2 separate regions of the Homo sapiens genome follow, and region 1 is linked to region 2. Evidence: chromatin loops called from intact Hi-C (ENCODE). Cell type or tissue: Caco-2. All regions are shown on one strand. Links, peaks and the distances in the headings refer to the core of each region. The heading gives the core; the rest is flanking DNA. Region 1 has its middle 110 kb from the start of COBL. Region 2 has its middle 350 kb from the start of COBL.

What was found. Hi-C counts contacts between places; a loop is a spot of excess contacts. Peaks named below come from ENCODE experiments on the same cell type or tissue, not always from the same donor. Only the 100,000 strongest peaks of a DNase experiment are listed, where the experiment ranks them.
Region 1: it touches region 2 in a loop (9-fold over the local background); 1 of 110 quality-filtered maps calls a loop at or near these places.

The regions. Positions count from the first base shown.
Region 1 is chr7:51,423,261-51,436,008 of GRCh38, reverse strand. No RefSeq gene overlaps it. Among named protein-coding and RNA genes, the nearest start is that of COBL, 110 kb to the right of the region's middle. In Caco-2, for the core only: CTCF peaks have their summits at 5,338 (motif pointing left) and 7,591 (motif pointing right); DNase peaks (open chromatin) are centred at 5,358 and 7,588.
Region 2 is chr7:51,660,251-51,672,998 of GRCh38, reverse strand. No RefSeq gene overlaps it. Among named protein-coding and RNA genes, the nearest start is that of COBL, 350 kb to the right of the region's middle. In Caco-2, for the core only: no CTCF peak of the experiment used is centred there; a DNase peak (open chromatin) is centred at 6,524.

The sequences.
Region 1 (12,748 bases), core at 1,655-9,654, 240 kb after region 2:
CACTGCCTGCTGACACATGGGTTTGAAGACACTGTCCCAGGGTGTTAGAGACTGGAATGAGAGGTGAGTGATGTCCCAAAGGGAAAAGGGCCAGGGATGAGAGGTCTGCAAGGAATTCGCCTGGTGAGAAACTGCTTCTCCAGTGGTCTTTTGTACCCTCCACGTTAGCTCACTTCGCTGGTCATGACTGAAGCTGGTTAGTGTGCATGACTCCTCCTTTTATGTGAGTTCAAATGTTTGCTGAGGGCTCACTATGATGGAATCTATATGGGGTATGGAGGTGAAAATGGAAAGGAAGGGCAAGAAATTAAAAACACTTACTCTGGTTAATTTTGGTTCTTTTCTCATTTAACTCTTTATAATTATTTCCTTATCCTTCCCAGTTTACAGGTGAGGATGCAGAAGCTCAGAGAATTTAAGTACCTTGCTTGAGGTCAAACAAATTCTAGTGGGTCCAGGGTTTGAATTCTGTATGTTTGAAATCAAAGCTGAAACTAGTAGGGGTGGGAAGAGAGAGAGGGGAGAGAGGAGAGAGGAGAGAGGAGAGAGAGGAGAGAGAGAGAGAGAGAGAGATCTGTAATTAAGAGAGGAAGATGATCAAGAGCCAGTAAAGTTTGAGAAACCTTGTGCGTTTCAGGAGAATGTTGGTCAATATTGTCCAGGAAGACCAGCAGTTGGAAGACAATCTTGGCTCATCAAAGACCTTTGAAAGTGCAATTGTCAGGATTTCCGTCAAGGGGTTAGATGGAAGTCAGATAGCGAAAAATTAAAGAATGGACATATAGAAATAAGTAGGCAGTAGGGGTTACTTCCTAACACTTTTTTTTCTTCACTGTAGCAATGGAGAAAATGAGTTAGAAACTCGGGAGGAAAATGAGGACCTGAGAACGAAAAAAGTGCTGACAAATTTCTATGGCATGAGAAAAGAGGCAATAGGAAGGGAAAAGAGGAGAAAGGTACAAGTAGAGGTGCCCTCCACTACTCAGAGTGGGTTAATGGGCAGAATCGTCCCCCAGCCCAATGGCTCCCTCCCCAGAGCTCCACCCTTCAGGAGGAGCTTGCAGTGCAGCCCAGGAAAGAAAGGGGAGAGTGAGGGGGCATGGTCATCCCTCCCGGCCAGGTCCTGAAGGGACACAGCATTCTGCTCATTGACGACTGGATACAGGGCTCCCTGACGGCCCCTGGGTGCAAGGACAGGCCGAATGTAGCCTGCCTCTGTGCCCAGGAAGAGGAGGCGGGCTTGGTGGGCTTCGCCAAGGCAGAAATGCGGAGAGACTGGGACACAGGGGAGCAGAGGAGCAGCAATAGTGGCGAGAGTGGAGGGTGGTGCCAACAGGAGGCTGTGATTCCAGGAGAGGGGCTGGACAGGGTCAAATGTGGAAGCAAAGGTATTGGGCTGATGAGGAGGAGTTGGGCTGATAAGGAGGGCCACTTCTAAGACTGAAGAAAAGGGAGAGGAGCTACAGGTGTCAAGAAACTTTAAGCAGGAAAGAAAGGAATTTGGGCATTTATGACAAATGACTCCCACAAATGAGATCAATTCATGAGCGTGTTAGTAGTAGAATGTTTCATACATGAGAAATACTACATTAAAAGGAGGAAATGGAGAAGAGTACATTTAAGGATGGTAACCTAGCGGGAAACACAGTATGAGAATGGGAGTTGATGTCAAGTGTCCTCCATTCCCGTCTCAGCACTTCTGCTATGTGGTTTTAGGAAAGCTGTTCTCCTCTAAGCCTGAGTTTTCCCATCTGTGAAGGGGGACAATGGCCAGTGTCACACACTGTGCTGTGTCTGGAGCCAGGGAGGTCATGGGGCCAATGGCAGGTGGAGTGGCCTCAGGTAGGTTACTGAGCCTCCTTGGCCTTAGCGTCTCCTTCTGCTCACAGGGGTCAGTTCACCTCCCTGCTAAGCGGGGGCATCAGGGCAACGTTAGGTGAGGTGACACCTGCAGTGAGAATCAGCACTCAGCTCACATCAGATCCCTTTCCTAGGAGAGAACAGTAAACCCAACCAGCTTTTCTGAGGAATGAACACTGTGCTGCCATTGAAATAAGGGTGAGAGATATTTTCTACCACATTTTACTTTAGTCAAAGTGAAGGCGTGCACGTGCGCACACACACACACTTACAAAGATTTTTCTTTCTTTCTTTTTTTTTTTTTGAGATGGAGTTTCACTCTTGTTGCCCAGGCTGGAGTGCAATGGCGCGATCTCGGCTCACTGCAACCTCCGCCTTCTGGGTTCAAGTGATTCTCCTGTCTCAGCCTCCCGAGTAGCTGGTATTACAGGCATGTGCCACACGCCCAGCTAATTTTGTATTTTTGGTAGAGACGGGGTTTTGCCCTGTTGGTCAAACTGGTCTCAAACTTCTGACCTCAGGTGATCCACCCACCTCAGCCTCCCAAAGTGCTGGGATTACAGGCATGAGCCACCCATGCCCAGCCTACAATATTTTACTTTAGCCAAAGTGAACACACATACACACACATTTACAAAGATTTCTGATCTCAACCTGATATATTCATTTATCTACCCTGGAATTCTTTTGTTCATTGTCTTCATGAGTGAACTGTCTGACTTGAAAGTGTTTGGTGAAGGCAAATGGGTCCTTTAACCACTCTGTTCATTTAAATTATTATTTAAGGACTAGACAGGTGTTTCATCATGGGAACTCTTTAGTATGTGCTTCTTGTCAGCCTCAGGAATCAAAGTGATTTTAGCATTATGGAATATGTTAAAGTAAACTTAATTCTTGTTGCAAATCATGAACTTTTTATATATCAGTGAAAAGGGACTTACGTGCTGAGATATCCAGTGTATCACCCAAGACCCACCTGTATAACTTTGGATGAGTAAGGTAATTTTAATGGCCTTCTATTCCAGTGGGCTTCCTCTCTAAAGAGAGGCTGAGCAAGAACACTCCAACAAGTAACACTTCATCATATGATGCATTTTGCAAACAAGGAAAAAAAATATATCTATATATAGTGGTTTTCAAAAAAAAGGAGAAAAATAAATAACAAGTGGACTGACTTAAAATCAAAGTTGATTAGAAGAGTCCTAGGTTATTGTTATCTGTTTATTTCTTTAAAATATTGACCATATATTTAAAAAACTAATTGAAGAGTTCATTTAATTCAGTATTTCTTCAACTTTCTGTCATTCATATATTCCCTTCATGTTTCTGCCATATCTGAATATTGCTTATGCTAATTTTTGTTGATATTCTTTAAATAGATGCACACTTTTTACTTAAATTATTTATTTGATAAGAAAGATTTTAGCACTACTATGAATGTGAATCCATCATTGCTTGTCATAAATAAACAATCTGTGAGGTGTGAACCTACATGTTTCAATGACCAAGTGTTGTTGACCATTCTCCTCAGTTATGGTTGTTGCCTTGGAGTCAGGAGCCCGAGGTGGCTCTCTGTGCCCTGGAGAGGGATGGCTGGAGAGGTGGGGACACCCGTTCCCACTAAACCAAGTCTTTCTCTTTGGCATCATCAAAGATCAAGCCGAGGAACAAGGGGCCTGGTGAATCCCATCACAAGAAAGACACCAGCCTGCCTGTGCTCACCAGGAGAGTTGATTTAACTTGCTGTCCCAGGGTGCACATCATGGGTGAAGCTTGGAGCATCTCCATATGGGGGACGCCAGGGGGCCTTTTGTAAGGACTGGCTTGTGTGCGTGGCTTTAGGTGGGCCTTGCAATGTGGGAAATGCTTAGGTAGGTTGGGCAAGTTGGGGAATGCATTAACTGCAGGAATGGTCCCTTTGTAGCCAGAAGAATCTTGGCTATGGGCAGTAGCTGTGGTATGGGGACCAAGATCTCACCTAATGACCATATGTGTCACAGGGCCCATCACTGGCTTCTCAGAATTAACTTGTTAGGTATTTTATTTGATGTATGTCTAAGCATCTCCTAAAATCATCTTTTTATTCCTCAGTTATGGCATATTCCACATGTGGTGCACCTCCCAGTTTTCAAAGCATGGATCTGTTCTAACATCGGCTGACACATACATTTTCCTCCTTAACATTCCCCAAGTGCAGTTGTTTGCCTTTGCCTTAAACATTTCAGTGAAAGGAAATGCAGTGCTGGAAAAAGCCGTCACCACGCTGCTGAAGGTCTCCCAGCCCTGGAAGCCTTTTCAAGCGGTGCTTCTAGCTCTTTGCCTCCTGCAGTTTTTGTTCTTGTTCTTCTAGTTCTCTCCTCTGCAGTTATGCCGGGGGTTACTGACATGACCGTTTCTCGGCTCCCAGGACGTTACACACTTTATTAAAAAATATGAGTGATCACGAGGTCAAGAGATTGAGACCATCCTGGCCAACATGGTGAAATCCCATCTCTACTAAAAATACAAAAATTAGCTGAGCATGGTGGCGTGCACCTGTAGTCCCAGCTACTTGGGAGGCTGAGGCAGGAGAATTGCTTGAACCTGGGAGGCGGAGGTGGCAGTGAGTCGAGATTGCACCACTGCACTCCATCCTGGTGACAGAGCGAGACTCCATCTCAAATATATATATATATATATGTAGTGAGTTGGCCCTTAGAACCGCCCCCATCCCCCAGCTTCTCCCTGGCTGCTCTGAATGATTCCTCAATGTTTCTATGTAGATCCTGTCACTGTTGCCTCCCCAGTCTACATGCAAGTGTTGCGCCCTCTTGGCATCCTGTGTGCACTCAAATCAGAGAGACAGGATGGACAGGTAGTGAGTGAACCACCATCTCACGGTTACTTTGTGAAGTTTCAGGGAAGGTCTTGTCTTTCAGCCATGCTAAATATTGCCAGTATTCAGGAGTTGATTCTGTAATTGGCAGCTGTTGTTAGCCCTCAGATGTGTGTCACCCACAGTGTGTTCTGCTCCCCCAGCTGCAGCTGACCAAACACACCTGGAAGCTCTCATGCATCAATCAGCCTCCTTGGTGCATTTCTCTAGTATCCAACTCATTTACCTGTTGAGAAATTATATCCCTAAAAATCAGCACTCTTGGTTGTTTGAATCTTTGTTAAAAAAAAGTGTGCTTTTGTGAATATGGAATCCAAAATTAATACAGATGCTTGTCGACTTACCCTGGGGTTACGTCTAGATAAATTCATTTTCACTGAAAATATTGCAAATTGAAAGTATATTTTTGGACTTACAATATTTTCAACTTACGATGGGTTTACCTGAACCCCATTCTAAGTTAAGAGGCGTACAGAATGTTTATGTTTTTGTACCATCCTGAAGTAAAAAAATCTTAAGTCCAACCGTCCTAAACTGGGGACCATCTATTATGTAATCGTAAAGCTGGTGGATCCCAGTAAAGGGCTCCCAGCGATGCGATGGGTTACTACTGCCACCTGCTGGTAGAACATTTCTTTGTCGATGCAAAAATAATTCTGGAGTTAGTGGTAACATTCTGCGTCTTGAGGGGAGCTTGGATTGCGCATGCAAATACATTTGTCAGCTTACAGATACAATTCTTCCTAGAAACCAAGATGCCACCAACAATGAAGACGGCGCCTATTTGGGGATTGACTTGTTGGTTAATATATGAGAATTTCCTTGAGGTGAGGTCTCCAGTCATGTAGTTTCTGGCTCCCTTTGGATCAGCTTTAGATAGGAACAAAACAAATGTACAATAAAAAGAATCAGAGCAGTAGTTGCATCTTGGGTGAGGGTCAGGAATTTATCTGAAGGGATCCTGAGAGAGTTTTCTTGGGGTGACAGTAATGTCTTTATCATAACCAGGCTTGGGTAGCAGGGTGTGAGCATTTATTGAAATCCACTTATTTAATGGCTTACTTAAGATTTGTGCACTTCATTGTATGTGAACATTATCCCCCAAATTAAAAAAAAAAAAAAAACCATAAACAAACACTGAAGTCAAGTTAATGACATGTGGAAATAAATTGGTGTTTGTATCTTTGAAATGCATCAAAAATAATCGGATGGGTTGATGAAGCGGTGGAGGAATGATAGATGGGGGGGTAATTAATAAAGTATAGTGAAACCTTAATTGTACAATTGAGATGGGGAATATATGAAAGTTCACTGGGAAATGCTTTATACTTTTCTACATGTTTGAACAGTTTCATAATAAAATATGAGGAAACAAATAATTTCTTATCAAATGATGGGCACTTAGAACTAGCTTATATCATTAGTTTTATAATCACTCTCTGAGATAAATAGCAATATTGTTTTAAAATATATTAGGAAATGAGTTTCAGAATTTTTTTCTGTTTTTGAGATGGAGTTTCACTCTTGTTGCCCAAGCCGGAGTGCAGTGGCGTGATCTTGGCTCACTGCAATCTCTGCCTCCTGGGTTCAAGCGATTCTCCTGCCTCAGCCTCCTGACTAGCTGGGATTACAGGCGCCCGCCACCACGACTGGCTAATTTTTTTGTATTTTTAGTAGAGATGGGGTTTCTCCATGTTGGGCAGGCTGGTCTCGAACTCCTGACCTCAGGTGATCCACCTGCCTCAGTCTCCCAAAGTGCTGGGATTACAGGTGTGAGCCACCGCGCCTGGCAGAGTTTCAGAATATTTAAGGAAGTAGATTGAGCTTATACAGTTAATAGGCAGTAGAATTCACATTCACACCCATATTATCTAGGTCCAAGTTTAATGGTCTCTCTGTAAATGCCTTGCTTTTTACAAATTAAAAAACAAAGCATCTTTTGAGAATTAAGGAGAGGGTGGTGGGGCAAATTTGTCCTACCAATTGAAAAAATCAGCCTTAAGTTGCTGATGCTGAGTCAGGAGTACAGTTTGCCTTCAGAAAGAACAGCTTATCATTGAACAAGGCACTAGCATTTGAGAACTTCCAGAACATCCCTAGATTTGCCCCGTATCCGCAGCCTCCACCTCATTTCAGTATAGGAACAAGTCGCCCCTGGCACTTGATTTTATCTCCAACTTGTTTCAATATATGGAACTGCACTAATTCTCAATGTTAAGAAATTTAATATTAGTTTTAAATCCTATAGAGACCAGAAGCATATTCTTACTGCTTTCCAGACACTGCTATGCAGTCTGTCAAAATGTATCACCATGTGTTTTGATGTTATAAAATGATGACATCAAAAATAATGGCCTAAGAGGTAAGTGACCCACGTTTCTGTTCAAGTTACAAAATTGTTGGCTGAAATTGCGTGTGCATCATGCAAAGTGACTTTGCCTTGCTTGCATCCGCAAAAGGAAAGGGTGCCTCGGTGATCTGTCTCATGTCTGATTTGTCCTCTACTTCACAAGCATCATTCAATGGGCCCACGCTCTCTGGATCCAGCTGGGGTAGTTGTCACTGCGATAGGCCCTGTCGTAGCACTGGTACCTCTCTCCCCTCTGATACCATGTGGTACCAGAAAGATCTTTTGTTTCCTGGATCACCCTGGTGTAGGCCAATGGAGTGGTGGCATCAGGTCAGAACGTCCGGATGCTGCCTCCACCCATTTCTGTCCATCCTGCATTTACACCTTCCTCCCCATGGAGTAGTTTCCAACACCTGGGCCCCAAAGATGCTTCTTCCTACAATTTCCTTCACTACCATGGGATACAGGAGACATTTCTGTAGCCTGCAAGTGTCTCTAGCCACTGGGTGTCACTGCTGACCCACAGAAATCCTGGAAAAGCAGCTTCAACATGGAAAATATCATGGTTATGTTTTCAAAAGTGTTTTGCTCAGAAATAATCACTTGTTCAACAAAAATATCTTTTCCAAAACACCAGGATGGAAAGTCTGAGGGGGTGAAGAAGTTCTGGTGGACTTGTGTGCATCAGTGGCTGATGGCTGCCCCCAGGCTGTGGATCTTCATAAGGATGCTGTTAATCAGACATGACTTTAAAAAAGATTAGTATGCTTTTTATTTGAGTAGGTAAACATATTGAGAACTGAAGTGATTTTTCACCCTTAGTAAACATTGTACTGGACCTGCTTAACTCTGAAAGCTAAAAAATAATGAGCTTAAGTAATGAAAAGTAAAAGAAAATTATTCCAAATGATATGTACTAATAATCTTTAAATAATGAATTACTTAAATTATTCATTATCTGTTTTCTGTAACCTGCTGTGAACAGCATAGCCCCATTCCAGGTGGTAATTGTCCATATAGTTCATGATGCCTGGGGTGAGTTAACCCAAAGGAAATGGGAGAGAGGATGGAACTGATGTTTCAGAAATGGCAACATTCTTAAAGAATCCACTTAACTAAAGATTAGAATGCGCACAGATCCAAATTGAATATTCACATTCTTAGATGCATATTTTATCTCTTTGGTTCCATTGTGTTCACTTTACACCATATTTTCCTGAAATAATATATGAGAAAATACCCACATTTATTAAAAATAAAAGAACGTCTTGCTTATACAGCATAAATTCTGAAAATCTGATCAAAAGTCAATGCATTTGCTGTCTAGACTTGAATGTGGACAATATTAGCAGAAGTGTAAAAAGAATACTCAACCTGAAGAACAAAGCGTTTAAAAGAAGATACAGAGGATTATGCAGAACCCAGAGGAAAGAAAACCCTCTTGCCTTATTATTCTCATTCTATTATTTTCAGATAAGGAAAAAAAGACTGTAAATCAATAAATCTGTAATGAATACATGCACAGAGGCAGAAGGCATCCATGAGTTTGCACAGCATCCTCTCACGAGGGCCCAGAGAAGGCATCCTCCCAGGTCTCAGGGTCAGAATCAGCCACAGTTTTCATTTTGTAATTCCTGGAATCCTATAGCTGATTGCTTCCCTTTTTGCACCAAACAAAAAAAAAAAAACAGATATTTTCTGGAAGACGAGAACCAAGCATTTGTGGCCCACTCACAGAAACAGCCCCTGTTAAGCATTCAATTTTTTTTTTTTTTTTGAGACGGAGTCTCGCTTTGTTGCCCAGGCTGGAGTGCAGTGGCGCAATCTCCGCTCACTGCAAGCTCCACCTCCTGTTTTCACGCCATTCTCCTGCCTCAGCCTCCCGAGTAGCTGGGACTACAGGCACCCACTACCACACCCGGCTAATTTTTGTATTTTTAGTAGAGACGGGGTTTCACCATGTTGACCAGGCTGGTCTTGAACTCCTGACCTAAGGTGATCCACCTGCCTCGGTCTCCCAAAGTGCTGGGATTACAGGCATGAGCTACTGTGCCCGGCCTAAGCATTCAATTCTATTGTCTTGCTCTCCTTTTTTTAATCCCACTTTTACTCCTATTTTTATTTTATCTTAGAAAATAAGTTCTTGGAAACTGTGCCGCCTAATGACTATATGTGTTAATTTATACACCTCACCTCAATTCTTTTCTGAACTAAGGTGAAAGGTGAGATATATAAATAAGAACATAAAAGTAAAAGAGTAAAGATGCAAATTCAGTCCGTAGTCAGTGAGTACAACACAGTTGAAAGGCGCTGAAAGCGTTCTGAAACGCTTCCATCTTTCCTGCAAGAGCAAAGTGGCAGCTTTTGCAGGGTGCCTATGGGCTGTTTCTTCTGTAGCTCAGGCGAGGAAGCTCTTTGGAGAGAACAGAGCAAAGGGTGTGGAGGTCTGTTTGTATGATGGGGACAATGTTCCCTCTGACTGGGTGATACCATGTCTTGCCCTGAAGCAGGGGGAGACGAATGGCATCTTCCATCCAAATGGCACAGAGCGAGCGGACTGCGAACTCACTGTGTGAGAATTGGCGGAGCGACCACGTGAGGACGTGCAGCTGGGGCAGTGTGGCCAGTGACTTCAGTTGCCCTTCCGTCAGGCCACCTTGAGAGTGCTTTGGTAGAACTTAGACCTGTCCTGAGGAAGCCTGTGGGTAGTTTTGATGATACTGTCACTTTGCACACTGTAACATGCAAAACTCGCAGCACGCCCTGGGAAGCAGGCAGGCATGGAGAGCCTAAGTAACGGGAAGGAGAGCAACCGGCTGCACCGGGGTGGAGGTTGTTTAGGAGACAGGCTGGCAGCCATCAGGCACTTTGCCCTTTATTTCTGTCAGATGCTGCTGAAAAGAAGGCAAGGGGTCAACGTTGAGCGTGGATGCAGAAAAGAGCCCAGGGATCAGGCTGAGCCCAGAATGCTGGAACCGTAACAGAATAGGAAACAGCATGTACACAACAAAGTCCCAAACCATCTCCATATGATGATCCTGCTATTACAGGAGCAAAACTCTTGTTAAATCAGGAAGAGGGCAGGGTGTGGTGGCTCCCGCCTGTAATCTTAGCACTGTGGGAGGCCAAGGCAGGCAGATCACCTGAAGTCAGGAGTTTGAGACCAGCCTGGCCAACACGGTGAAACTCCATCTCTACCAAAAAAAAAAATGCCAAAAAATTAGCTGGGTATGGTCGTGTGTGCCTGTAATACCAGCTACTCGGGAGGCTGAGGCAAGAGAATCGCTTGAACCCAGGAGGTGGAGATTGTGCCATTGCACTCCAGCCTGGGTGACAGAGTGAGACCTTTTCTCAAAAAAAAAAAAGAAAAAAAATCAGAAAGAGACATCAGGTAAATTCAGAGAGGTTTTGTAAGCCCGTTGCAAGATAAATTCAAAAAAAAAAAAAGAAAGAAAGAAAAAAAAAAACAACACTCCAGCTACCCCAAAGGGTAAAGGAGTAGACATCAAGTGACTGCACCAAGAACTTGGGACAGGACTGAGGCTTGGCATGTCTCTATGTGTCATTCCTCACTGGCTGCCTTGGCCTCCCAAAGTGCAAGGATTACAGGCATGAGTTGCCCTGCCCAGCCAATATATTATATTCTTGAAAAAATGTAAAGAGAGCTAGTGTTATGTGTTCTTACCACAAAAATAATAACTGTGTTAGATGATGCATTTAATTAGCTGGATTTGGGTGGGCACAGTGGCTCATGCCTGTAATCCCAGCACTTTGGGAGGCTGAGGCAGGCGAATCACCTGAGGTCAGGAGTTTGAGACCAGCCTGGCCAACGTGATGAAACCCGTCTCCACTAAAAATACCAAAATTAGCTGGGCATAGTGGTGCATGTCTGTAATCCCAGCTACTCAGGAGGCTGAGGCACAAGAATTGCTTGAATCCAGGAGGCGGAGGTTGCAGTGAGCCAAGATCAGGCCATTGCACTCCAGCCTGGGCAACAGAGCTACACTCTTTCTCAAAATTCATAATAATCATAATCATAAGCTAGATATACCCATTTCACAATATATGTGTACTCCAAAACAATATTGTACATAATAAAAATGTACAATGTCATCTGTCAATTAAAAATTGTCATTTAAAAATAAATATTTTTGGCTGGGCATGGTGGCTCACACCTGTAATCCCAGCACTTTGGGAGGCCGAGGCGGGCGGATCACAAGGTCAGGAGATCGAGACCATCCTGGCGAACACAGTGAAACCCTGTCTCTACTAAAAATACAAAAAAAATTAGCTGGTTGTGGTGGCGGGCGCCTGTAGTCCCAGCCACTCAGGAGGCTGAGGCAGGAGAATGGCGTGAACCCGGGAGGCGGAGCTTGCAGTGAGCTGAGATCGCGCTACTGCACTCCAGCCTGGGCGACAGAGCAAGAGTCCATCTCAAAAAAACTGAAAAATTAAAACATAAATAAATATTTTTACCTGTCAATTAAAAATAAATAAATATATGTCAATTAAAATAAGCATTTATCTGTCAATTAAAATAAAAAAATATTTTCACCAACCTGATGCTAAAAAGAAAAAAATAAGTCAATAAATAAATAAAACTTTTCTAGATAAGCTGCACACCAGCACTCTTAGAAACATCTTTGATACATGTGTCCTAACAGAATGTATTACAATAGCTAAGAGTAGTTAATATCCCTTCCCTGAATTCACACATTCTGAATTACTTGCACAACTTACCAAGTTAGACACGTGTTTAAGATATGTGTTTTAAGTCTACTAGATGGAGTTTGAGTGATGAACACTTCTATTTACTGAAATAAAACTGTTGTAAATCAAGCATATAACTCATACCCTTAGAAACAGTCCTGGTAAGTGTGTCTTAAAAGAATGTATTAAATGAACTTAAGAATGGTGAACGCTTCTAATCAATGAAAAAAATTATTTTGAGTCATGCAGGCAAGGACTTGTGTTAGAAACTTATTTTGTACATGTGTCATACCACAGTAGTATTAAGTGCCTCAAACACATCTTTAAGCTGAAATTACACAGTTCTTAATCATGTGCACAACCAGCACTCCTAGAAGAAAGTTTACATGTGTCATAATGGAATGTAATAGATTGAGTTTTGAGTGTTGAGCGCTTCTTTTCAGTGACCCTGTTGTTCTGAATCACTACACAGCTAGAAACTTAGAAACATCTTTTGTATACTTATCTTAAAAGAGTATTAGATAGACATAAAAGTGAACACTTCCATAAAATAAAAATATTCTCAATTGAATACAACTAACACTCTTAGAGATATATTTTATACATTTGTCATAAGAGCATATTACGATATAAAAATGGTAAATATTCCCATTCACTGAAGCAACGCTGTTCTCAATCATACATGCAACACTCCTAGTAAAGTCCTTTACATATGAGTGTTACTAAGTGTTTTATGTGGAGTTAAGAGTGATTAACACATTCATTGAAATAACACTTTCAGAATCACATGTGCAACTAGAACTCACGAGAGTACTTTTCATATATGTGATTTAACATATATAATAAATTTTAAGATTTAAGAGTGGTGAATACATTGAAATCAAAGTGTGCTGAATCACTTGTGCAACTCGCATTCTTAGAAATATGGTTTGTGGATATGCCTTAACAGAGCA
Region 2 (12,748 bases), core at 1,970-9,969:
GCCTGATTGCCCTGGCCAGAACTTCCAACACTATGTTGAATAGGAGTGGTGAGAGAGGGCATCCCTGTCTTGTGCTGGTTTTCAAAGGGAATGCTTCCAGTTTTTGCCCATTCAGTATGATATTGGCTGTGGATTTGTCATAGATAGCTCGTATTATTTTGAGATAAGTCCCATCAATACCTAATTTATTGAGAGTTTTTAGCATGAAGGCATTGTTGAATTTTGTCAAAGGCCTTTTCTGCATCTGTTGAGATAATCATGTGGTTTTTGTCGTTGGTTCTGTTTATATGCTGAATTACGTTTATTGATTTTCGTATGTTGAACCAGCCTTGCATCCCAGGGATGAAGCCCACTTAATCATGGTGGATAAGCTTTTTGATGTGTTGCTGGATTCGGTTTGCCAGTATTTTATTGAGGATTGTTGCATTGATGTTCATCAGGGATATTGGCCTAAAATTCTCTTTTTTTGTTGTGTCTCTGCCGGGCTTTGGTATCAGGATGCTGGCCTCATAAAATGAGTTAGGGAGGATTCCCTCTTTTTCTATTGATTGGAATAATTTCAGAAGGAATGGTACCAGCTCCTCCTTGTACCTCTGGCATAATTTAGCTGTGAATCCATCTGGTCCTGTACTTTTTTTGGTTGGTAAGGTATTAATTATTGCCTCAATTTCAGAGCCTGTTATTGACAATTCAGAGCCTCAAATTCAGAGCCTGAATAGACCAATGTCTATTCAGAGATTCAACTTCTTCCTGGTTTAGTCTTGGGAGGGTGTATGTGTCGAGGAATTTATCCATTTCTTCTAGATTTTCTAGTTTATTTGCATAGAGGTGTTTATAGTATTCTCTGATGGTAGTTTGTATTTCTGTGGGATCGGTGGTGATATCCCGTTTATCATTTTTTATTGCGTCTATTTGATTCTTCTCTCTTTTCTTCTTTATTAGTCTTGCTAGCAGTCTATCAATTTTGTTGATCTTTTCAAAAAACCAGCTCCTGGATTCACTGATTTTTTGAAGGGTTTTTTGTGTCTCTATTTCCTTCAGTTCTGTTCTCATCTTAGTTATTTCTTACCTTCTGCTAGCTTTTGAATGTGTTTGCTCTTGCTTCTCTAGTTCTTTTCATTGTGATGTTAGGGTGTCAATTTTAGATCTTTCCTGCTTTCTCTTGAGGGCATTTAGTGCTACAAATTTCCCTCTACACACTGCTTTGAATGTGTCCCAGAGATTCTGGTATGTTGTGTCTTTGTTCTCATTGGTTTCAAAGAACATCTTTATTTCTGCCTTCATTTCGTTATGTACCCAGTAGTCATTCAGGAGCAGGTTGTTCAGTTTCCATGTAGTTGAGCTGTTTTGAGTGAGTTTCTTAATCCTGAGTTCTAGTTTGATTGCACTGTGGTCTGAGAGACAATTTGTTATGATTTCCGTTCTTTTACATTTGCTGAGGAGTGCTTTACTTCCAACTATGTGGTCAATTTTGGAATACGTGTTGTGTGGTGCTGAAAAGAATTGTATCCTTAAAATATGTATAATTACAATATGTATAATTGATATGTATGTATCAATTTTTAAAGTAAATAATTTTTCTATAAAAAAAGAATGTAAATTCTGTTGATTTGGGGTGGAGAGTTCTGTAGATGTCTATTAGGTCTGCTTGGTGCAGAGCTGAGTTCAATTCCTGGATATCCTTGTTAACTTTCTGTCTCGTTGATCTGTCTAATGTTGACAGTGGGGTGTTAAAGTCTCCCATTATTATTGTGTAGAGTCTAAGTCTCTTTGTAGGTCTCTCAGACTTGCTTTATGAATCTGGGTGCTCCTGTATTGGGTGCCTATATATTTAAGATAGTTAGCTCTTCTTGTTGAATTGGGGAAAAAAACAGAGCAGAAAAACTGAAAATTCTAAAAATCAGAGAGCCTCTCCTCCTCCAAAGGAATGCAACTCCTCACCAGCAACGGAACAAAGCTGGATGGAGAATTACTTTGACGAGTTGAGAGAAGAAGGCTTCAGACGATGAAACTACTCCGAGCTAAAGGAAGTTCGAACCCATGGCAAAGAAGTTAAAAACCTTGAAAAAAGATTAGACGAATGGCTAACTAGAATAACCAATGCAGAGAAGTCCTTAAAGGACCTGATGGAGCTGAAAACCACGGCACGAGAACTACGTGACGAATGCACAAGCCTCAGTAGCCGATTCAATCAACTGGAGGAAAGGGTATCAGTGATGGAAGATCAAATGAATGAAAGGAAGTGAGAAGAGAAGTTTAGAGAAAAAAGAATAAAAAGAAATGAACAAAGCCTCCAAGAAATATGGGACTATGTGAAAAGACCAAATCTACGTCTGATTGGTGTACCTGAAAGTGACGGGGAGAATGGAACCAAGTTGGAAAACATTCTGCAGGATATTATCCAGGAGAACTCCCCCAATCTAGCAAGGCAGGCCAACATTCAGATTCAGGAAATACAGAGAAAACCACAAAGATACTCCTCGAGAAGAGCAACTCCAGGACACATAATTGTCAGTTTCACCAAAGTTGAAATGAAGGAAAAAATGTTAAGGGCAGCCAGAGAGAAAGGTCGGGTTACCCACAAAGGGAAGCCCATCAGACTAACAGCTGATCTCTTGGCAGAAACTCTACAAGCCAGAAGAGAGTGGGGGCCAATATTCAACGTTCTTCAAGAAAATAATTTTCAACCCAGAATTTCATATCCAGCCAAACTAAGCTTCATAAGTGAAAGAGAAATAAAATACTTTACAGACAAGCAAATGCTGAGAGATTTTGTCACCACCAGGCCTGCCCTAAAAGAGCTCCTGAAGGAAGCACTAAACATGGAAAGGAACAACCAGTACCAGCCACTGCAAAAACATGCCAAATTGTAAAGACCATTGAGGCTAGGAAGAAACTGCATCAACAAACGAGCAAAATAACCAGCGAACATCATAATGACAGGATAAAATTCACACATAACAATATTAACCTTAAATGTAAATGGGCTAAATGCTCCAATTAAAAGACACAGACTGGCAAATTGGATAAAGAGTCAAGACCATCAGTGTGCTATATTCAGGAAACCCATCTCACGTGCAGAGACACACATAGGCTCAAAATAAAGGGGTGGAGGAAGATCTACCAAGCAAATGGAAAGCAAAAAAAAAGCAGGGGTTGCAATCCTAGTCTGTGATAAAACAGACTTTAAACCAACAAAGATCAAAAGAGACAAAGAAGGCCATTACATAATAGTAAATAAATTTTCATTCTATACCTATTTTGTTGAGAGTTTTTTTTATCATGCATGGTTGTTAAACTTTATCAAATTCTTTTTCCACATGTGTTGAGATGATCATGTGGCTTTCATCTTTTATTCTATTAATGTGGTACATCTTATTGATTTATTTGCATATATAAAACTAATCTTGCATCTCAGAGATAAATTCCACTTGGTCATGGGGTATAATCTTTTTGATGTGCTGTTGAATTCAGTTTGCTAGTATTTTCTTGATTGCTAGTATTTTCTTGATGATTGTTGCATCTATGTTTATCAGAGATATTGTCCTGCAGTTTTGTTTTTTTTTTTTTTTTGTGGTGCTTTTGTCCGACTTTGATATCAGGGTGATTCTGGCCTCATAAAATGAGCTTGGAAGCATTCCCTGTACTTTAATTTTCTGGAAGAGTTTAAGAAGGATTGGTATTACTTCTCCTTTGAATGTTTGGTAGAAGCCATATAGTCCTGGGCTTTTCCTTATTGGAAGGTTTTTAAATTACCCTGTCAATCTTCTTATTTGTTATTGATCTGTTCTGGTTTTCTATTGCCTCCCAATTCAATCTTGATAGGTTATGTGTTTCCAGGAATTTATCCATTACTCCTACATTATCCCATTTGTTGATATATAATAGTCATATAATAGGCCTTCTTTATGACCATTTTTATTTCTGAGGCATCTGTTGTAATATGTCCTCTTTTATTTCTGAATTTGTGCATTTGAGGAAAACATGATCTGAGTGGTTTTCTAGAAGGTAGCTAACAGCCAGTGGGCTTCTTTTCAGGCTTTGATGTGTTTTCACCCTGATTACCAAAGTGTGTTTCTTTGTGTCCTCAGTGCCTTATTTAGTGCTTGGCACATAGTTGGTGCTCAGTAAATAGCTCTGGAATGAATCAACAAATAAATGGATAAGTGACTGACTGACTGAATGAATAAACTTATGTTATACTTAAGTCTCTTATGTATCTTCTGAGATACTCAACATTAAAGAATTTCATGGACAAATGATTTTGAGATTATCCTTCATGCCATCTTAAGACAATGCACACTGGCATAATTGACAAATCAGAGAAGGTGACCCTGAGCCATTGCGACTCAACCAGTAGGCTACTGGAACCAAGACATAAAAATGCTACAATGTCTTAAGCACATTAAAGGGCAAACATGTGGGAACTGTTAGTGGCACATTCATAGGAAGTCCATGCTATTCTCCACATTGGTGTTAGTGCGCAGATGTAAATCACATCTCTTCCCTCCTCAAAATGTGTCCTTATCTCCCTAGAGCACATAGAAGTTCCAACCACCCATCTTCAAGTTAGTTTCAAGGCCTCTGCTTTCTGACCTAGCCTATGTATGAGGCATGGTACATGGAAGATCGGCTGTGCCATAGCTAAAGCAGCTAAGTTTCCTGGAACACATCTTACCCACTGATTGGCTCTCTGAAGATTCACTTTCAGGCTCCACAGCTAACTCAGAGCCCAGAGAGCCAATCAGAGGGTAAGGTGTGTTCATATTTGAAAGGTCTAGGTATGAAAGCATTAATTCATTTTTTTATTCACAGAGATAAGCAGTATATGTGTATAGTAGATACCTCATATGGTACATTAGATTGTATTTATGGTATTGGTAGGCAAGGAATATACATGTATACCCGTATATGTTTATGGTACATATGTATACATATATAGAGAGAGTATATTCTTACAAGACAGGATCTGTAATGAACATTCTTGCAACTTCGTGTTTATTCTCATTTTCAAGATTAGGCAGTTCTTTTTGACACTAGCAGGAACCCTAATAGATGCTATTTTAAAAGAAGCTGAAAACAGGAAAATCTGATTTGACCACACCATCATTTAATTCTTTTCCAGACAAAGGTTTTATTGATTTTAGTGTATGCAATGAATTGAACAATTCTAAGATTAAGGTGATAGTGAAAGCATTGAAGAAATATATTGTGAAGTGTCAGAACTTTGATCAATTTAAAACAAAAAGCTAAGCAATATAAAAAAACTGTAGTCAAATCAGTCAGGTTATAAGTTTCTTTCCCTCTGAGAGATAAGCCGGCCAAGAAAGAGTGTCCATTTTCTTTTTAGGAATTCAATTTTTAAATCAAAATATAAGTATTTTGGTTGTTTCCTGCAATAGTCTCTCTTTATGACCAACAACAGTAATATTGCCTGTATCAGAGGATAGACAATGAGAGAGTTGAAGGAAGTATTCTTTAAAAAATTATAAGAAAGGGCAGAGAGATAGTAAGAAGGAAGGAAGAAAAGAGAGAGAGAGATAGGCTTTCAGCAAACAGAAATTGCATTTTTTAAAGTCTCACTAAAATACTAAACAGTAACTCCAAGGAAATAAAGAATATGATGATACAAACAAGACAAAAGATTTTAAACAATGTAATACATCTTTGCTGTTAGATGTGGCTGTGTAAAAGATGTTCGTTTAAAAGAAAGTGAAGGAGAAGTAAATCTATTTTTATCGTTAAGATGTACTTATAATTATTTTAATTAATTGATTTGAATGACAGTTGTGGATAACGAATGAGCTACTGATGTCCAATTCCAAAATTGCAAGTAAGAAAAACATGGCTTATCAGTACTTTTTGAGAAAAGATATGAGTTTATCTGCTCTTCTTTTCTCATAAACCCTTCTGTCTTTGTGAAATATCTCTGGCTCCATCTTCAGAGAAATAATGTGTGTGCAGCCTGGAAAGAGAGACTGTGATCTGGGAAGGCACAGACCAGTTTATCAGCACGACTCAGCATACCGCCTCCCTTCTCCAGGACCAGACCACTTTCCTGGACTGCCAGGATGCCAGGATACAGCCTTTATTTCCTAACCACGGTTTTCAATGCTGAAATTATTCTTACAAGTCAATAGTAGATTTATTTTCAATATAAACGCACAAGCTATTTGGAAAGGAATCATATAGCGGGCATGTTGCTGGACAATTTGCAAGCCTCCAGAGTTTCCTGGAATGTTTCAGAAGGAAAAACAAACAGCAAGACAGGTTATGGGGGGTGGGGTGGATGGTGAGCTCCAACAGTTAATCTGTCTTTGAATGGTTGGTTATTAATCAGCTTTGCATGCCAAAAGCTAAATATTCAAGAATGCATTCCAATTCATAATTAGAAAGTTTAATTCTAGCCTTCTAACCAAATATTTGGTTCAGAGAAAGTACCCTCGTAAAGCACAGATTAACAACCTTGAGTGGCAGCCATGAGCTCAGTGCAGCTCACTTAGGAATCTCAGGTGTCAGTGTTCTGTGTCCTGTGCCACTTGAAGCAGATTGGCTGACACCTTGACAGCTTGCTGCATTCGACCAGTCCTGTAAAATACGTGGAGTTCTAGCCATAGGAATCAAGGCTTTTGCAGCAAGAGATAGGGTGTTGTTCAAGGTCAAGGAATAAAAGAGAATAAAAATGTAGATTTCCTTTTCCCCTCATGCAGCCAACATGAAAACAGTTTAAAACTGTTAAGCTCACAATTACAAGGAGAGTATGCTTTTAGCGGTACCTCGTATAACAGACCAGGAAATTTTTATAGGATATCTTTAAAAAGCCATCCCACAGTGATTCACCAGACACTTGGAGGCAATAATGAAAGTGCCTCAATGCCTTACAATTTCCAATAGCTGAAACTTAAATCCAAGAGAGTCAATACTTACATTATTTATGTTTTTCAATAAAAACTAATTAAAGATACTTAAATTTTTAGTGATGGTCCGAGAAATGTAATTGAGCAGGCTCAGATTTAGCAAGCCATTAATTGAGTTCTCGATAAGGATCTGAATGAAGAAGGAATCGATTTCTTATGAATTTCAGCTCTTTTGGCTCCGCTTTCTTCAAGCAGGAAAGGAAGGAAGCCTAAGATTCCATCTTCTCTCAGTCTTCTTGTCTCTCAGCCCCGGAGGGAAAGAATATTTAAAAGGCATTGTTAGAAACTCCCAGAAATGGTGCTTGAGATGAGATTTGTTTTTAATTTTTCAGCTGGATCATTATTTCTGGAGAATGTAAATAGTGGCAAATGCCAATCATTGAACTTGAAAAAAAAGGAAGAAATTAGCCACAAGACGTTTAAGTCACTTTTAACTCCAATTCATTCCCTAAAGCTGCCTGGAAAACACTCTAGTTCTATTTTGAAGATGTCTTTATGTTCACAAAAGGCCACTGCGCAGGCTTGCTGCTGGCTGCTGTGAAGGGAAATTCAAATTCTGGCAAACTGCTGCTTTCATCTGGTCCTTGAACAAAGAAGCTATTTTGAAATTCTGATGGCATCTTAGGGAAAACAAGACATACCCCAAAATTTCAAAAATAAATATAGCTTATTGCTTAACACTCTGCATGTAACAACTAATATCCCCAAGGAAAATGTAGAGTCTGGTAGCAGCACCACATTCTAGATTTAAGATGATACATCGATCAAATGCAGCATTTCTCCAGTGAACCTTCGTTTACTGGTACAGGAAACCATGCCATGACTCACAGCAGATTTCGCCAGACCTCGCCACTATGGGCAATAGTGGCACCTAACAATTCAATGCAACACTAAGGAATGGGGGGCAACCAATTAAATTTCACAGTAGCTGACTTCAGTTTTGCTTCACAGGATGTTTCCCCCAAGGAACATAGCTTCTCTTGCAGAAAATATGCCATCGGCTTCAGATCAACACTAGGATTTTTCCCTAATTGTCCATTTGTGCTCCTGCTCCACACACAATGCCCGCTGAAAACACATCATTGCCTTGATAACACTCTTGACTTCCTTGGCCCGTGAGAAATCACAGGTCCTCTCAACTCATGGGGCTCTCTGTGTCTTTTCTTTGGAAGAACACTATGACAGCTGGTGATATTCCTTCTACTGCCTTTGCGATTATTAGCATCATGCAAATAATGCTAAACTACACCCTCACCTGCTCACCTGCAATTCCATGTTAAACATCCATCTGCTCCACTGGAATGGAAGCATAAGGAGACAAGGGACAATGCACGTGAGGTTGGGTGTGTTTTCCAGAGAAGCCTAGCATGCATGCTGTAGGAAAACAAAAAATATTTCTTAAATTTATACAGAAGTAAATCTTAAAGTTCGGTTTTTCATGATTAGAATTGAATTTTTTTTTTTTTTGAGACAGGGTCTCACTCTATCACCCAGGCTGGAGTGCAGTGGTGCCATTTCGGCTCACTGCATCCTCTGCCTCCTGGGTTCAAACAATTCTCGTGCCTCAGCCTCCCGAATAGCTGGGATTACTGGCGTGCGCCACCACACCCAGCTAATTTTTGTATTTTTAGAAGAAACAGGATTTTGCCATGTTGACCAGGTAGTTTTTGGTGTCATAAATTCCCTCTATGTGGAAGTAAGCCCAGTTGTTCATGGTATTTACAATAAGAAACGTTGTTAAAGCACAGATTTAATCTCAGCCTCTGGGAAACGAAGCAAACCTTGTCAACAGCCGGTGTTCACATTTCAACAAGGTTTTGCTCCTCTGGTATAGGTCCTTACCTAATCATTACAACAAATGCAAAAATACAAACTAAATGATATTGGCAAGTTTGAAATTCTGATGGCATCTTAGGGAAAAGTCTAAAAATATGTCAAGGTTTTAGTTCAGTTTGTCTCAAGCGTAACTGGATGTGAAAGTCCACATCTTTAGTGTGTAACTGTTTGTAGCTCTTTTCTGAGATACACATATTTTGATTATTTTCCTCACTTTTGAAGGGCATGAAACATTACAGGCATGTAGTTGTAGTTTCACATGTATCTTGGAATACTATTTAGTCATAAAAAAAGAATGAACTCCTGTCATTCTTGGCAACATCGATGGAACTGGAGGACATTATATTAAGTGAAATAAGCCAGGAACAGAAAGTTAAACACTGTGTTCTCACTCATATGTGGAAGCTAAATTTAAAGCTGAATTCATAGAAGTAAAAAGCAGAACAGATAATGCTAGAGTCAGGGAAAGGCAGGGGGAAGAAGGAAAAATTAAAGGATATAAAACTACAGCTAGACAAGAGGAATAAGTCCTAGCATTCTGTACCACTGTAGAATGACTATTGTTAACAATAGCATATTATATAGTTTCAGATAGGAACAAGAAGGATATTTAATTTTCCCAACACAAAGAAATTATAAAGGTTTGAGATGAGGCATGTGCTAATTGCCCTGATGTGATCACTATATATTATATGTATTTTAACTTCATTATATACCCAATGAATATGTACAATATGTATCAATTTAAAATTAAAACAACTAAGAAATAAAAATACACTTAAAAATAGTAATAAACAAATGTTCATCAATAAATAAATAAATGTCATAGAGTGGCAACCTATGTATGCATATAAATAGATAAATACTATTAGGAGAAATTCCTTAAGGCTTATGAATACATATCCTATTAATTGAAGGAGACTTAGATAATTCTAATATTATCTGGTTGAATTACTTTAGGATTTGTCAACCATGGTGCTATTGACATTTTGGGCCAGGTAATTCTTTGTTATGGGGTCTCCCCTATTGTGTGATATTTAGCAGCCTCTCTGGCCAGTACCCACTAGATGCCAGTAGCACCACCCTAGTACTGACAACAATACATTTCTTCAGACATGGCCAAATAGGGTCAATGAAAGGGGTTTCAGCGAGGTGGCAAAATCACCCCACTTGATAACCACTGCTTTAGTGCTATCTTGAAGAAAAAAATGCCAGACAGACTATGTCATTGAAAACCTAGGCAGCACACTGTACTAAGCATCTTACAAGCTCTGCTACTGACGATACGTCGGTGCCATCCTACTCCAACTAGTCAACAAATCTTAAGATCAGTCCATGAAGAAGTTCTTCCAGAATACCCATTGTGAACGAAAGTAAGAAGATTGTAGTTTTAATCATGCATAATTAAGGCTTTTTACTGAACTGCACTGGAACTCCCCTGGTCACAATACTGCCACTCCACTTGCTGCCCTACATTCTGCACTTGATGGAAATAACTTTAGTTGATCCTCTCAAAAAGCTTGCAAGAAAGTAATGTAGATCCTTGTTTGTAAATGAGGAGAAAAAAAGGCTTGAGACTATTAGGGATTTGTCCCAGGTTGCACAGCCAGAGAGTGACAAGAGGGGCTTAGGATTCTGTCCTACCCGATTTCACATTGTGTGTTCCATCATTTTCATCCTAGGACCTCTGTTCATAAGCAGTTTGCTAAATTGAGATCATATCCATTGACAAGCGTCTTGAAATTAAGCTGAGAGGACAGTGGTGAAAGTCAGCGTCTTTTGCAGCCCTGCAGTGGCACCATCATTCCCCCAGCTCAGTTTGCTTCTCCCATTGCTGAGCTCTTGGCTCTGGTGACCTCCAGATCCCCGACCCTGTGCCACCCCATCACCCTGCCTGCAACCTGTGCCCTCAATCTCCCCTCCAAATTGTATCTCAGGAGAAACAGCACTGTAGAATAGATAAACCATTTTTCAGTTGAAACCCTGACGGTGCCATCAAGATGCAGGGGGACCTTGAGGTTTGATGCATCTTCTTTTCTCACAGGGCTCATGGCCAAATCTTCCTCTCCTAAAGGACACAAGCACTCTGTCTCCTAAGCACCAGAGATGCTCAGCCAGCAGAGACTTGGAAGATCATTTCCTTATGTAGGGAAGGATTTTCTCATGAACTTTATACCAAGTGGTGAATGGCTGCTACCTTATTTTCCCATTTGCCTTCTGTTATTTGATTTTGACATGGCGTCCTTACTTTAACTAACTTATTGCATTTCCACTGGGGACACTGCAGGTGGGCATTGTCGAGAAAGCTACTGAGAAATGGGGGTTGGGGGCTGCAAAGGAGCCTCCTTGGCAGCACCTCCGTGGCTGCTGTGTGTGCAGGCCCCGTGCCAGCTCTGGGTGCCTCAACCCTGCTGGCCGCCTGGGCTTTCTTCCTTTATGAACATTCAATCTCTTGTTTTCCATAAATTTGATCTATTGGCTGAAGAGCCAAGGAGGAATTTTCTTATTAGGGCACAATTTTCTTATTAGGGCACAATTAGGGGTCTTGCCTCTGTCTCCTAACGCAGCAGGGGTATAAAGGAAGGGGTCGGGCACTGCATCAAAGGCCAGTGCTGCCCTTGCCACCTTCAGGACAGTTGTTAGTCCTGCGAACTGGAACCTCACCTGGAAGGGATGACTGGGCCCCATCAACTCAAAGTCCTTTCTGGCTCTGAAACTCTGTCTGCAGCTCATCAGGCCCTGCTGATTGTGCCAATTGGAATAAGCAGCCTGACGTGATTTGTCTGGCTAATGATGTGATGTGGGATGGACAGAGAAATTGGGCCATGACGGGCTTGTTAATGACCATTAGCATATGCACCTGCAGCTGTGTACCTGCTTCTGCTGAGCGCAGACCCAGCTTGTGCTCCTCTCGCCATCACCTGAGCATCAAGGGCTGCTGGAATCACATAGGCATTTAGATTGCCGGAACAGGCTTCCTTCCCTCCTTACCCTTCCTTCTGAGTATCTTCTGCAAATCTGTCTTCTCACCCTATGGATGTTCTTCAGAGAGGATGGGCCCTTGCCTCCCTGAGTGGGTCCCTGGACCCACCATGGGCATTGCCCTGTTGGGGCGTGTTAGAGGCGCAGACTCTCAGGGCCCACCCCAGACACGTTGTATCAGATCCTCCGGTTGATTCCTGTGCAAGTTAAAGTTTGAGAAGTGCAATTCTAGACCAGGGGGCAAGCACATTGAGGTAGAGTGGGGCTGTCTGTCTCCAGAAGATTTTAGTGGTCTTAATACAGTTTAACTCCCAATGGAATTAGTTGCTATGGGTTGAAATATGCCTCTCTAAAAAAATTATAGGGTCAAGTCCTAACCCCCTCATTTGGAAACAGGGTTGCTGCAGATATCTTTAGTTAAGATGAGGTTATACTGAGCTAGAACGTATACAAAGGGGACATCTGGACACAGACACACACAGGAAGAATACATGTGAAGATGAAGCAGAGGTGAGGGCAATGGCTCCCCAAGCCAACCAACGCCAAAGACTGCCAGCGGCCGCAGGGGCTGGAGGTGAGCCTGGAGCAAACTCGCACTCACACTCAGTCTTCCACGTCTCGCCTCCAGAACTGAGAGACAATAAATATCTGTTGCTTGCACCACCCAGTTTGTGCTACTTTGTTATAGCATACTATTATAATCCCCTAACTGATATTAACTCCAAAATCTAAGATAGTCAAAACATAAAATTTTTCTTAGTGGTGCTGCATGCCATTAGCATCCAAGAGAAAATACAGGAATCCTCTCCCCAAAATTTTTTCAAGAGCTTTCTGGAAGGATGGTTTCTGACACCTATTGGGTCAGATGGCCTCCTCTGAGATGCTTCATCACTGTCTCCTATCCCATCCTGCGCCTTCTTGGAGGCTGAACACAAGCTCTGTTTGTATTTGCTCTGAGTTAGTCTACTTCTCATAAAAGCCCATTGCTGCCTAAGCAGGATGGAGTCTGGGGT